Linked DNA regions of Homo sapiens: region 2 is linked to region 1. A link is an interaction called in ENCODE POLR2A ChIA-PET data of the cell type or tissue named here. Cell type or tissue: OCI-LY7. All regions are shown on one strand. Links, peaks and the distances in the headings refer to the core of each region. The heading gives the core; the rest is flanking DNA.

The links. ChIA-PET counts read pairs that join two places held together with the same protein. Peaks named below come from ENCODE experiments on the same cell type or tissue, not always from the same donor. Only the 100,000 strongest peaks of a DNase experiment are listed, where the experiment ranks them.
Region 2: POLR2A ChIA-PET joins it to region 1 with 6 read pairs; 2 of 35 experiments call an interaction of 5 or more read pairs at or near these places.

Annotation. Positions count from the first base shown.
Region 1 is chr2:37,259,772-37,267,514 of GRCh38, forward strand. It overlaps PRKD3 (protein kinase D3), which reads right to left. Exons shown (of 19, transcript NM_005813.6): 14 at 7,659-7,743; 15 at 452-613. It also overlaps a transcript of NDUFAF7 not described here. Among named protein-coding and RNA genes, the nearest start is that of NDUFAF7, 32 kb to the left of the region's middle. In OCI-LY7, for the core only: a CTCF peak has its summit at 4,253 (motif pointing left); no DNase peak of the experiment used is centred there; H3K4me3 peaks cover 496 bases; H3K27ac peaks cover 1,110 bases.
Region 2 is chr2:37,049,572-37,057,314 of GRCh38, forward strand. It overlaps HEATR5B (HEAT repeat containing 5B), which reads right to left. Exons shown (of 36, transcript NM_019024.3): 16 at 6,869-7,044; 17 at 3,931-4,036; 18 at 82-272. Among named protein-coding and RNA genes, the nearest start is that of HEATR5B, 31 kb to the right of the region's middle. In OCI-LY7, for the core only: no CTCF peak of the experiment used is centred there; no DNase peak of the experiment used is centred there.

The DNA of each region.
Region 1 (7,743 bases), core at 1,011-6,010:
CTATAGTTCATCAAGACTTAGCTAAAAGTGTGTTATTCTGCTCCTTAAGGTTAACAATTCCCACAATCACCCAACATGTAAAAGTACTGCTATTTAATTATTTTAGTTTTTAGCTGGATACAGTGGCTCATGCCTGTAATCCCAGCACTTTGGGAGACCTAGGCAGGTGGATCACTTGAGGCAAGGAGTTCGAGACCAGCCTGGCCAACACGGTGAAACCCCAGCTCTACTAAAAATACAAAAATTAGCCAGGCGTGGTGGCACACATCTGCAATCCTAGATACTTGGGAGGCTGAGGCATGAGAATCACTTGAATCCAGGAGGCAGAGGTTGCAGTGAGCCAGATTGCACCACTGCACTCCAGCCCAGGTGACAGAGTAAGACTCTTGTCTTAAAAAAAAAAAAATTAGTTTTTAATCGCTAGTTTAAAAAAAAAAAGGAGTTAAAATACCTGTGTGACCATGAATTTAGTAATTCGTTCTGGAAGCCGACTTTTCTCACTGGATAGAATCATTTCCAACATATCTCCATGCAGCTTTTCCATTACTACAAAGACTCGTTCTGGGGTTTCAAACATACATTCCAGGTTTACAATCCCAGGATGGTGCAAATTCTGAAGAGAGGTTGCAAGATACATGAGCAACTTAAGCAGAGAAACAGTTTTACTAATATCTAGATGTGCTATGATTGTCTGAAATGGCACAGAAAGAAAGCCTAGAGAAGTAAACAAAGCAAACAAAATAAAAATTACAATCAATGAAAAGGATCTTAGGTTTTAATTCTCCAAGTTGTGTACTGGAGAGTAGCCGCACTGAGGGGATAGAATGTTCTCCTAATTTGATTATATAATCACTCTTGTCCATTACTACTACTTTTCCTTCCTTCTCACTTGAAAAATCTGACACTGCTCTAATTTCATGCTTTCCCTGAATAGGCACCAACTGCCCATAAATTTTTAGTCAATTACACAGAAACCTTTGACTCTTGGGGGCTGTATTTGTGATGGTATTTGCTTAAGAGTTTTATTTCTAAGGTAGTTATTTATCTAAGTCTTGATTCTTATAATATTATAATCATTAATTCCCTTTTTTTAGGCTCAACATCTCTACCCACATTATCATGTTTCTTGATCACAACTAGGTTACAAGGGTTGGAGATACACAAAGATGAATGCCATACTATTTATGCTTATAAAAAAGCAATTTATCTTTTGTTCTACTACAGAAAATCCTTCCTCAAAAACAAATTCATGAAGTCAGCCTTGCTCAAACACCTTCAGTGGCTCTTTATTTCTGGACATAAATCTAAATTCCTTTGTCAACATTTTGAGATCTTCAATAACCTGGTTTCAGTCTTCCAATTTAATCTTAAATATGTTCTACTGAATGAACCAAGTGCTTAAACAATTTTTATTCCTTATTAATAAAGATACAGGCTGGGTGTGGTGGCTCACGCCTGTAATCCCAGCACTTTGGGAAGCCGAGGCAGGTGGATCATTTGAGGTCAGGAGTTCGAGACCAGCGTAGCAAACACGGTGAAATCCTGTCTCTACCAAAAATACAAAAACTAACCAGGTGTGGTGACAGGTATCTGTAAACCCAGCTACTCGGGAGGCTGAGGCAGGAGAATCACTTGAACCTGGGAGGTGGAGGCTGCAGTGAGCCGAGATCATGCCATTGCACTCCAGCCTGGGAGACAGAGCGAGACTTTGTCTCAAATAAAAAAAAGGCCGGGCGCGGTGGCTCACGCCTGTAATCCCAACATTTTGCGAGGCCAAGGCAGGCGGATCACCTGAGATCGGGAGTTCGAGACCAGCCTGACCAACATGGAGAAACCTAGTCTCTACTAAAAATACAAAATTAGCCGGGTGTGGTGGCGCAAGCCTGTAATCCCAGCTACTCGGGAGGCTGAGGCAGGAGAATTGCTTGAACCTGGGAGGCAGAGGTTGCGGTGAGCTGAGATTGCGCCATTGCACTCTAGCCTGGGCAACAAGAGCAAAACTCTATCTCAAAAACAAAAAAACCCAGACGGTCCCCAACTTAACAATGGTTCAACTTACAATTTTTCAACTGTAGAATGGTACAAAAGTGGTATGCATTCATTCAGTAAAAAACGTATTTTGAATACCTGCACAACCATTCCGTTTTTTTGAGTATTCATAAATTACATAAGATATTCAACACATTAGTGTAAAATGGTCTTTGTGTTAGATGATTTTGCCCAACTGTAGGCTAATGTAAGCGACTGTGCTTAAGGTAGGCTACACGGGGCTAAGTTGTGTTCAGGAGGTATTTTTATCTACTTAGTTATTTTCAAACTTAAGATGGGTTTATGGAGATATGACCCCGTCGCAAAATGAGGAGCATCCTGTACATTTTTCTTTAGCTTTTTTCCTTAATATGGCTAGCTGATTATGCTAGGGGGACTCACATGTTTTTGGCCTATGTGAGGCTGAGTTCCATGTCTAAGATGTTTCTTGAAGCCTTAATTTTAGCCCACATTCTCTCTCTTTGGGACTACTGCAATAGTTTCCACTGTATTGTAATAATGTGTGTATTCTACTCCATTGTTTAATAAACTCTCTGAGGCACAGATTGTTTCAGTTATTTTAGCTCAATATCTGCATCATAGTAGGTGTTTTCAAAAATGTTTAGAAAGTGAAATAACAACAAATGCAAAATAGACTTGTTTGCTAATCATTTTAAACCCATTTTATGAGATCGTTTTCCAAGCAGCAAAATACAAAATGACAACATTTTATAGTAGATAAATGAAACTCAAATACCCCATAGTGGTGGGGTGTGACAATGGCAATAAGCAGTGTAAGATTCAGAATATTATAACTTTTATCAACAGAGGTTGAAATGTGACTGTTTTGCTAGGCCATAGTTGGCTGGCTCTATGCTTTTTCCCCCCTGCCCTCCTTTAAAAACACGTGGACACACAAAAATAGAAGTATGCTGTAACATTATTTTTCTCCCTTAACAACTTCCTCTATTGGTTTACATTTTCTATTTCCTCTGGAGTATGTTTTAGTAAGTTATACTTTCATTGAGAATTACCCATTTTCTCCAAGTTTCCAAATTTATCTGATAGAGATGAGCAAAGTATCCTAAGATTCCTTCCCCCCCCCGTATTTGTGGTTATCTCCCTAAGATCATTTTGTATATTCTTCTTTGCTTAGGATGGCCATTTTATTTTTACATACCTCCTCCCTTCCCCCACACAGCAAACCAGCTTTTGGCTTTATTATTTCTTTTCTGTATTTATTAATTTTCATTTTTGATCTGTTATTCCTTTCTGCTTTCTTTAGGTTTATTTTATTGTTCATTCTTCAACTCCTTGAGTTAGATTCTTAATTCACTTATTTTCATTCTTTCTTGCTTAATATTTGAGGTTATAAAGCTTTTTCTGAAAGACAGTACAAAGGCGCTGATATATATGCAGTATTTTCAGGTTTTCTAAATATTCTGAAATTTTGATTTCGCTCTTTGATTCAAAAATTAGTATTTTAAAGTTTTCATGTAGGAGCTTGTTTTCTGATTTTGTAATTTATTTCTGCTTTAATGCATTGAGATCAAAGAATACTGTTTATACGACTGCTTTTTTGAATTAATGAGGCATTCTTTGTTTTTAGGGTACAGAGGTCAGTATAATCTGCTTAGATCTACCTTACTATGTTTAGACCTTGTACGTTCTTAATTATTTTTGTCTACTCCATTTCTCATGGACTACTGATGTGTTTGTCTGTTTCTCCTTGTTTTTAGTTTTTCTTTATAAATGTTTATGGTGTTATTTGGTGTAGTATGATTTTCACTCTTCCACTGTTAAAGTGGCCTTCTTTCATTTCATTTAATGTGTTTTCCCTTGAGTTAAATCTTATCAGATCATGACCCTCAAATGGCTTTTTGTTTGGAGAAGGGACCTTTGGAGGACATAAGGGCTGCAGATTTCAGAAAGAATCAGCAAAAACAGTTGTGTTGTCTCTTCCTGAAGAGACATGCACCTCTGCTTCATCTTCACTGTTGTTGGAAATCTACATGATTTTATAGTTTTGAATTCTCATCTTTTTTTTAAAGTATGCTCACTTCTGTTAATCATTTTTCTTATAGCTTTGGGGTAGCTTCCAAGATGAGAACGGGAAAATGCTGAATTTACACCACAATGTTCAAACCAGAAATTTCCCTCTAGGTTTTTGATAACGTTTTCTAATTACATAGGTACCTACAAGAACACCACACCTTTTCTCCCACTACTCTACTACCCTCTTCAGGCAAGACAGCAAAAGAAACATTTTACATTACCACATAATCTAGGAAACAAAAGGAACCTCCCCTCCCCAATTTTTTTCCTGCTCTACAACATCCTCCCTAGATGTGGCCAGGTTGACAGTTTATGTAGGCATGGCTCTTTTTCTGTGTAACTGTATATAGACATACATAATGTACACATTACTTTAAAAAGTTAAAGGGAGTCATTCCAAAGTTTTTTTCAATCTAACAATGTATTGTAATTTCCCACATAATACATTTATTCATTAAATATTAAATAAGAATTTGCCGTGTACCCAGTACTATGTGGGTATTCTGGATTCATTATTAAACAAAACTTGACAAAGATGCCTTGTCTCGCAGAGCTTATAAATTGCAGCAAGGTGAGACAGACAATGGGAAATAAAATAGTAAATTACCTAGTATGAAGGTGATAAGTGCCATGGAGAAAAGAAAAAGAGTTAAGGTAGGGGAGTGGAGGGGTGGGAGGGTGGGTTTAATGCTGAATAGAATGTGGAGGCTTCATTGAGGAAATGATATTTGGGCAAAATCCTGACGGAGACAAGGGAGTATGACATGCAGATATTTGAGGGAGAAAGCATTCCAGGCAGAGGAAACAGCTAATGCAAAGCCTTTTGAGACAGAAGCATGTCTGGCATGTTTGAGATATAGCAAGAAAGTCAACATGGCTATTTTTGGGGGGGAAAAAAAAAGACTCAATTTGTTGTGTATATTGTCTGCAGTGGGATCTTTTTCAAGTGATTTTGATTCACTTTCATAAAGAATAATCACAGGTATCTAAAAATGGGATGTGCTCATTTCTGTTAAACAGAATTACAAAGCCTGTCACCAAGAGCTCAAGAGATTGGATACTCCGGGATAAACTGTAAGGTCACTTCTAAATCAGTGATCCTGTGATTTTTCCTCCTTGCCACCGGAAAGGCCAAAGCTGTAGTCTTAATAATAATATGCGCAATCTTCACCCCATCTTTTCTCTAAGTATGTGGGCATGGGAAAGAAAAGCTATGGACGCCTCTAGGGATGCAGGTAAAGGTATCAACAGCAGGATGAACTACAGGAGTTCAGACAGCCTTTCAGGTTTGGGTGATGAGGGAGGACTACAGGTAAGAATGACACGGGGCAAAGATGGAAAAGGAAAGATGATACAGTTGGATGGGGAAGAGGAGAGCCAAAAGGTGGTGTGAGTGCGTTTAACAGTGTAGTAGGTTACTTCCAACCCATGTGAAAAAGTTTAGCTGTGATGCTCACATAACTAAATCTTATGAAACTAATTTCAGTAAATGAGGTGTGATTTTTAAAAAGATTCCTTTTAAGAAGTGTATTTCCTACATGAATTCAGATTGTACTAATAGAATATTCTAGAATATCAATATTCTATATGAATAATATTCATATACAAAGTTAGCTAAAGTTCATCTTTATACTACACACACACACACACACAAACACACACACAGAGTGGGTCAGTCCAATGATGTAAAGTAGAAAGTGCATATGGTTTGCAGACAGACTTAGATTCAAACTCTGAATCTGCCTTCCTGCTGGGTGATGTTGAGAAAAAGTACTTAAGTATAAATGCTGACACCACAAGGAAAGCCAAATATAAAAGTATAAATATCTGACATAAACAATTTGAAGAGAATCTACAACAAAGATAGTCTTGTATTAAATTTAGTATGAAAATAGCATAGAGACATCCTACAATCTATTCCCAGTTTGGGCAATATTGATGAAAGTAACCAAAATGATATAATAATGAAGTTTTTCATACTGTGCATTACCTGGTTATTCCTAAATTTAGTTATTATGATCCATAGCTGATAAGAGGAAAAAAGCTTCAGTGCTTACTCAGAGCTGTGTTTGTGATCAAGAAGAAATCAATCCATAGGAATATATCCTTAATTTTTATTGTTTCGCTTACTAGTTGGACAATGAGGGTTCCAAAATTAGATACGCAAAAATACCTGACAACATATTCATACTATTCATATTCAACAGAGTATGAATGCTATTAATATTCTATTTAAAGGTAGCTTTATAGGAGGAGACAGCCTTGATATGACCACAGGTACCTACTTGACCACAAGCTTTTTGATTATCATGCCTCTGAAAAAGTGAGGTAAATGTTACTATTAGCAACAAGTAACATAATAAATGTAAAATGAATCATTTAAGTTTCTTACCTTCTTCAAGGAAACTCAAGTTCAGAAGGAGGCTGTCTTGAATTTCACCCAAAGCAAATGGGGCTCTGACAGCATTAACCATTTTTTGTTGTTGTTGAGACGGAGTTTCCCTCTTGTTGCCCAGGCTGGAGTGCAATGGCATGATCTCAGCTCACTGCAACCTCTGCCTCCCAGGTACAAGTGATTCTCCTGTCTCAGCCTCCCAAGTAGCTTAGATTACAGGCATGTGCCACCACACCCGGCTTTTTTTTTTTTTTGAGATGGAGTTTTGCTGTTGTTGCCCAGGCTGGAGTGCAATGGCACAATCTTGGCTAACTGCAGCCTCCACCTTCCAGGTTCAAGCGATTCTCCTGCCTCAGCCTCCTGAGTAGCTGGGATTATGGGCATGCGCCACCGTGCCCGGCCTAGTTTTTTTGTATTTAGTAGAGATGGGGTCTCACCATGTTAGTCAGGCTGGTCCCGAACTCCTAACCTCAGGTGATCCACCCGCCTTGGCCTCCCAAAGTGCTGGGATTATAGGTGCGCACCACCTCACCTGGCCAGAATGAGCTATTATACGACCATGATTTCTTTAATAATATGCAAAAACTATATAACGTACATTTGCATATTATAAATTATTTATATGATATTCAGAAAGTGATCCAAGGATCAAGCTAAATTTTAATCTTCTAGATGACCGCCCCCAAGGGGTAAAAATGCTAGATGAAAAACACATAGGAATTTATGGAATTGAAATCATTGCCAATATATCTTTAAAATACGCCCCAATCGACTAAGCCATTACAAAATTAGAGTTTTTAATTAATGAAATAAGTGCTGTTAAAAGGTACATAATTTTAAAGCAATCTTTACTTGCACAGTAATTGCTATGACAAGCATGTCACCTGTGAAAACTGGATGGGTAAAACAGCAACCTTCTGACAAAATGTGGCAAAGTATCCTAAGTATTTTAAGCTCCTGGAATGAATTAAGAATGAAATTTTACTTTTTTAAAAAAGATTTTACTCACGAAAATGTGTTCTAAAACTACTACCATAAAGCAAGATATTGGCAGTCCCTATAATGCCTATATTACCATAATCTAATTTTGCCTTCTTAAAAAAAAAAAAAAAAGAGAAGCAGTTAATTCAGATTCTTACCAGCCTCTTTAATAAACCAGTTTTTTATTTTTTATTTTTACCTGTAAAATAGCCACTTCATTACGGAGTTGACTTTCTTGTTTTGTGGGGAATCTCATCTTATCAATTACTTTAATAGCCACATCC
Region 2 (7,743 bases), core at 1,025-6,024, 210 kb before region 1:
AAAACATAAACTCCAGTTGATTATTATTTAAAAGACATCTTTGCCTACACATGAAACTTGTTAGTAAAGAAACCCACTTACTTGTCAAAGCTATATTGGGCCATTCTAGCAATAAAAGTTGCTTCTCCAACCACCTGAGCCATTCTTCCAAGAGCTTCCCCCGCTGCACAACGTAAGATGGGGTTTGGGTTGTCCAGAGGACCCATAACCAGTGTCAGGGCAGATTTACGAACTTCCTCAGGTCCTAAAGTACTTTTGTTTTCAGCTAAGCCCTACATTAAAAAAAAAAAAAAAAAAAAGACAGCAATTCATAATTCATTATTATTATTTTTTTTTTAAGGCAAGGTCTTGCTCCCTTGCCCAGGCTGGAGTGCAATGGCACAATCACTGCTCACTACAGCCTCGACCTTCTGAGCTCAAGCAATCCTCCCAGCTCAGCCTCCTGAGTAGCTGGGACTATAGGCGCATGCCACCCTGCTGGGCTAATTTTTAAAAAGTTTTTGTAGAGACAGGGTCTTACTAAGTTTCCCAGGCTGGTCTCAAACTCCTGAGCTCAAGCAATCCTCCTGCCTGAGCCTCCTAACATGCTGGGATTACAGGCGCACCTGGCCTCGCAATTCATATTAAATAAAGGAAAAATACATGCTGCAATCTTTCTAAAATATACATACATCTTCATAAGTTATTTTCTTCAACCAGTTTTCACATGTATATACTAATGTCTAGAATCTGTAACTGTTCAATTCACGGTAATTACTTTCCTAAATACGATTTCAGAACGTGATCTATAACACAGCCATAGTCTGACTGGCCCTAAGAGACACTTGCGGGGAGTGTCTCTATTCAAAGACTAGTACTTAAAAGTTACTTCCATATATTAAGGACACTGTATTACTAAATCAACCATTATTTAACTGATTGAAATTTATCACTCTAAGGAAACATTCTCCTATTTCACCTGTTATGAAACAGAGCACAAACCATTAAATGGATTGGTTCTATCTTTTAAGAAATCTTTAACAAAAAAATAATTTCAGAATCAATGGCAAATATTTGGAAAGAGGATATTTGGAAGAGTATTTCATACTCTTGATGAATATGAAACTGAATAGTTTATATAAAAATTTCACAGAAGACAATTATATGACTTAAACAGTATAATCAACATACATCTAAAAACAAAATGAGGCGAGGCGCGGTGGCCTAGGCCTGTAATCCCCGACTTTGGGAGGCCAAGGCGGGGAGATCATGACATCAGGAGATCAAGACCATCCTGGCCAACATGGTGAAAACCCATCTCTACTAAAAATACAAAAAAAATTAGCTGGGTGTGGTTGCACATGCCTGTAATCCCAGCTACTCAGCAGACTTAGGCAGGAGAATCACTTGAATCCGGGAGGCAGAGATGAGACTGCAGTGAGCCAACATCACACCACTGCACTCCAGCCTGGCGACAGAGTGAGACTCCGTCTCCAAAAAAAATAAATAAACTAACAAATGAGGTGGCCGGGTGCAGTGGCTCACGCCTGTAATCCCAGCACTTTGGGAAGCTGAGGTGGGTAGATCATGAGGTCAGGAGATTGAGACCATCCTGGCCAACATGGTGAAACCCCGTCTCTGCTAAAAATACAAAAATTAGCTGGGCATGATGGCGCGTGCCTATAATCTCAGCTACTCGGGAGGCTGAGGCAGGAGAATCGCTTGAACCTGGGAGGTGGAAGTTGCAGTGAGCTGAGATCACGCCACTGCACTCCAGCCTGGCAACAGGGCGAAACTCCATCTCAAAAAAAAAAAAAAAAAAAAAAAAGGTAAAAATAGTAATTAGTAACTGAATGTTGAAGTAGTTTGCTCATCATATTAAATGTCACTCTCTTTGTTCTAGCTGTACTTACCATCCTGGAACTTTATTTATTTATTTGAGACCAAAAATCTATGTCACATTGCATGGGGAAAATGTTAACTACAACAGAGGCATTAGCATATCTATGAAGAAAAGTGTAATCTGTACAGCAATATTACAGTTGGTTCACTACTCTCCCAATCACTGAAGGAGACCACGACCACCCCACTCCTTTTCTAAAAAACTCACAGGTCCAAATTAGTTGATGGTCTCCTCAGAGTACATACTAATGGTTATATAAATGGTCCAAACCTGTATTTCTTCTTCTTTTTTTTTTCTTTTTTCTGAGACAGAGTCTTGCTCTGTCCCCCAGGCTGGAGTGCAATGGCATGATCTCGGCTCATTGCAACCTCTGCCTCCCAGGTTCAAGTGATTCTCCTGCCTCAGCCTCCCCAGTAGCTGGGATTACAGGCACCTGACACCACGCCTGGCTAATTTTTGTATTTTTAGTAGAGATGGAGTTTCATCATGTTGGCCAGGCTGGTCTCAAACTCCTGACCTCAGGTGATCCCCCCGCCTCGGCCTCCCAAAGTGCTGGGATTACAGGCATAAGCCACCACGCCCAGCCCCAAACCCTTATTTCTATAATCAATGCCTATATATATCCTTTTTCCCTGATGTTTACAAAATATGACTTAAGCATGACCTAAGACATGTTCATGCAAACACATATTTGCTACCATTTTATTTTAAAATAAGCTTAGCACTGAATAATATAAAAAGTATTCAAACACTTTATGATAGAGTGCCTAGTATGATGCGCGAATCCTGTGAGATAGGCAAACTATTTGTAACAGTGGTCCCCTCTTTTCCACAGGGGACACATTCCAAGGCCCACCTTGGATGTCTGAACCATGGGATTAGGAACCTGATTGCTGTCAATGGGAACTTGTTTCTGTTCATGCCTTCTACTCACAAACTTAATGCCTTTTCAATTTTAACTAGGCACTTATCACATACCATGGCCATGATTTTTGTAATTTGCGATGGGACAGCAAAACTAACACAAATTCCTTTTTCCTTCTTCATGATTTCAGACAGAAGATTTGTTCTTCCTGTAGATCTCAGCAACTTTGGCATATGATATTATTTCTTGCCTTCTTAAGTTGAGAACTTTCTCTTCTTCACTTAAAGGAAGCACTTTACAGCTTCCCTTTGGCATATCCAAATTGCCAGAATCACTACTTTTGCACTTTGGGGCCAGTATGAAGTAAAACAAGGGTTATCTGAACATAGGTGCTGCCACACTGCAGCAGCCCATCTGATAACTGAGACAGATGGTGACCAAGTGACTAACAGACAGGTAGGGTAGAAAGTGTGGAATCACTGGACAAAGAGATGATTCTCATCCTAGGCAGGACAGGGCAAGATGGAACAGGACAGTACAAGATTTTATCATGCTACTCAGAATGTTGCACAATTGAAAACTTATAAATTATTTCGGGAAATTTCCATTTAATATTTTCAAATCACAGTTGACCATTGGTAATTGAAACTGCAGAAAGCAAAACTGCAGATAAGGAAGGGACTACTGTATTCTTCTTCATACCTGTAGAAACTACAACTCGAAAAAGGTTAAAAAAGTTTAAAGAAATTACTCTGGACACAAACCTAGAGTAGCTTAATGAGAACGCAATCTCTAAATGCAGCATTCTTTCAATTATGTAACACTGCCTCACATGATTTGTGGCCTAAACCACAGATCAAGCTTCAGCTCTATTTAGTTAACCTTCAGTAGAATATCCGATTTCATTCGTCAAACATCTTTGAAAATTCTGAAAGAATTTATTGGCACTTGTAAAATCTGAAGTTCAAATTGAAACATAAACTTTAACAACATTAAAATATAAAACATTTATTTAACTACACTGAGCCTAACATAAAGTTTCAAGTAATTTAACTAAGCTAACGTAAAGGCACAGTTACCAAGTGATTTACATATAAACATTATAATAATCTTGCTATGTCTGGCTTATTAAATGCATTAATTAAAAACTTATTTCAGAATAGTATGTATTAAAAGTAAATACCTTTAGTGCACTAAGAACAGCAGTAAATATGTTAAGCTGCACAGCCTGCTGGCGGACACCTTTAGCTTGTTTAACACATTCAGCAAAGTGATCCAACATTTGTAATCTATAACAATAAGAAAAAAAAATCACATTAGTGACAAATTTTATTCCAATATGGCTCAAAAACGGATAAGAAGAGTACAAGTTAATTGTTTAGCAAATAATTCCCCATGCTATCTCTTTTCTATTTCATTCCCACAGCTAGTCCAAACCAGATCTCCTTCTCCCAAAATATTATATGGACATGCGGTTATTAAATGGAACAAGAAAAGAGTTTCAATTAACAAAATAAGGTCACAATTGCAGTGGTCTTCAACATTAACAGCACTGTCCAACAAAGCGCCTGGCATCTAGTAGACGCTCAAGGTTTCTTGCAAAGATAACAATCATTAATTATGTATCTCCGTGGAAGATTTTTAAGTTAGAAAATTTTAAATGTAGTATAATTCTTTTTCCTATTTTAAAAATACTCTTAGAATAGTACCTCATGTCCTAGCCTCAGAAGCTTTTGGGAAAGTTCAAAAAAGATTTAGCTTTGGCTAATTTTTTTAAATGTAAAAAACCAGAAGTGAATTGTTTTTTATATTAATAAAAAAGAATCAGTTTATTAAAAAAAAAAAATCCATGGCCATCTTAGATGATTTCTCTGTTTTTTTTTTTTTTTTTTTGAGATGGAGTTTCGCTCTTGTTGCCCAGGCTGGAGTGCAATGGCGCGATCTCGGCTCACCACAATCTCCACCTCCCAGGTTCAAGTGATTCTCCTGCCTCAGCCTCCCGAGTAGCATGCGCCACCACGCCTGGCTAATTTTGTATTTTTAGTAGAGACTGGGTTTCTCCATGTTGGTCAGGCTGGTCTCGAACTCCCGACCTCAGGTGATCTGCCCACCTCGGCCTCCCAAAGTGCTGGGATTACAGGCGTGAGCCACTGTGCTCTGCATTTTTTTTTTTTTTTTTTTTTGAGACTGAGTTTCGCTCTTGTTGCCCAGGCTGGAGTGCAATGGTGCAATCTTGCCTCCCTGCAACCTCTGCCTCCTGGGTTCATATGATTCTCCTGCCTCAGCCTCCCGAGTAGCTGGGACTACAGGTGTTCGCCACTACACCCAGCTAATTTTGTATTTTTAGTAGAGAAGGATTTTACCATGTTGGCCAGGCTGGTCTCAAACTCCTGACCTCAGGTGATCTGCCCACCTTTGCCTCCCGAAGTGCTGGGATAACAGGTGTGAGCCACAACGCCCGGCCCATTTCAGAAGATTTTGATAAAAAGAGAGTGAGAGAGCATTCTTCTAAAAAGAAATGATGTGAAACAAAGGAATCCAAGGAAGTTGGATTTAGTACTAAGACAATTATGACCTCAAGTTGGTAATAAAATCTCCCTGAGGTCGCTGTAAGGATTTAAAGCTCAATTTATACTAGTCTACAGGTCTCAGGTCTCAGGTCAAAGCATTATTCAAAACTCATATGAAGATACAGATTCAGATGTACGTGTATACATGCACATTTTGATGTACTTTAAAAAATTCTTAAAAGTAAGTAAGTACCTTTTGTGCACTAAGAACAGCAGTAAATATATTAAGCCGCACAGCCTGCTGGTTGAAAACCAAAGTAGGATCACTTCTTGCTTTTTACCTTTTTAATTTAACATTGTATCATGAGCATCTTCTATCAAAACACTGTCTCTACAAAAATGGACTTTCTATTATTTATTCACTTATCCTCCTACTGTTGAATATTTATGTTATTTATTATATGTTTATATTTTTAATAGAATTTATTTATTTATACTTCATCTTATTCTGTAAAAGTGATCATACAGAATTGAGATAATCCTGGATTTCAGTTATAGCTTTCATAACTAGTTGTATAACCTTGGGTAAACCAAACTCTTAGATATGGATGTCCTTAAGATTTAAAACCAAAATGTTGAAATAGATGCTTTATAAGATTCTTCCACCTTTAACATCATTTAACATTTATGTGGCAACCAAATGTTCTTAAAGATATTTGGGTAAAGTTTCATATTTAAACTTTTTTCTCCTCAAATTAAAAAGCAATTAATCAAGCAACCTACATATTAAAGACATTTTTTATTTTGTAATTTTTGTAGAGATGAGTGTCTCACTATGTTTCCCAGGCTGGTCTGAAACTCCTTGCCTCAAGCAATTCTCTTGCCTTAGCCTCCCAAAGCGCTGGGATTGCAGACATAAGCCACCACACCAGACCCAACAATACTTTTAAGGCATTTTAATTTTGTAAAGCTTTTAAGTTATCTGTGATGGTCTTGTATTAATTCATTTCTGTTTTCCTTTTGGGAAAATCACAATATACAAACTGCCTACTAAAGCTAGGAATAGTGTCTGTGGATACAGAATATACCAAACCAAAATGCTTCTATTACAAAAAGAACCAATTATGTTAGTTTCCAAGTTCTAGACTTGAACCATCTCACAAACGTTATTAGTGATTGGAATTTTCATCCATTTACTTCCTCAACAACAAAGTCAACAGGCTTAGCAAACTGATGTCCTTAATTTAAGATATAGTCAAAACCTATGTATGAACTATCAAACAAACTATTATAATGCATTTTTTTTTTTGCCAACAGTTGTCATTCTAGCATATATAATGAAAATTTTGTTATAAAATACAGTCCACAATACAACAGATATCAGATGCTAGTACACAGGGTCAAATCTTACATAAAGTCTCAAATTATGTGCAATTTGCATGCAATTTTTTTATCATGTATCTGTCACTTACATTAGTAAATCTGTAAGAGTACTGTTTTAAGTATTATAATAACTCACTTTATTGCAGAGTTAACTGGGATGAGAAAATCTACTTTTCGTTTAACATAATATATATTTAACAAAAATTACCTGATTGACTTTATACTAACCGGTGTTTATAAGAAACATGAGGAAACACTACACCAAAAAGGGCCACAGAAGCATCAATGACTGAGACTCCGAGAGGGAGGGGACCAGGTACTGCTTCTCCAGCAGGTATGCGTAAATAAATAGAGGAAGGATCATGCTCCAGAGCCCCACTTCCAGAGGCACTGTTTGGCTGGAGCTGCAAAAGAGTGAAATAAAAATTATTCAAAATCTACTTTAGGAAATCTACTTATTAAACATTGGGAATGAGGATTACAGCAGAGGAGAAAGGAGAAAAGGCAACAAAAAAAGAATGATTGGATCCGAACATTTGAAAACAGACCAAAATGTAATTTGGTCATTAAAAAATCATCAGTAACACCTTATACAAATTTTAAGAAAAGCTTTATTCATTCGAAAACATATTTACACCACCCACCTTATTGCGTGAACAATATACACAAGATCTTAATCCCACAATTATTTTAAATGGGGCTTTAATCACTCTTTAAAAAGTACATAAGAAATAATGTATTCAGTGGGCAAAAGTTCTAAATCTTCAACCTACTAACTCATTCCTCTCCAACCTGTCACAAAACAAAACAAACTAAAACAAAACAAAATACCAATAACCAAAAAGCCAGTTAAAACTGATCTTTATCACAGCCACCACAAGGTATCTAAATACACAGAATATTAAATAAAGACAATTTGCCAAATTCTCACTCTTCCTGTTTAACTTTTTTCACTATCTACCACCAGGATGCCATCTTTAAGTGTCTAAGAACACTAAATGGGGATTAAACCTTTCTATACACTATTTTCTTTTTAAGTGACAATGTGTAATAGGACCATTGTTTCAGATTAAGTTAGTATTTCATTTTCCTCTATGTTTATT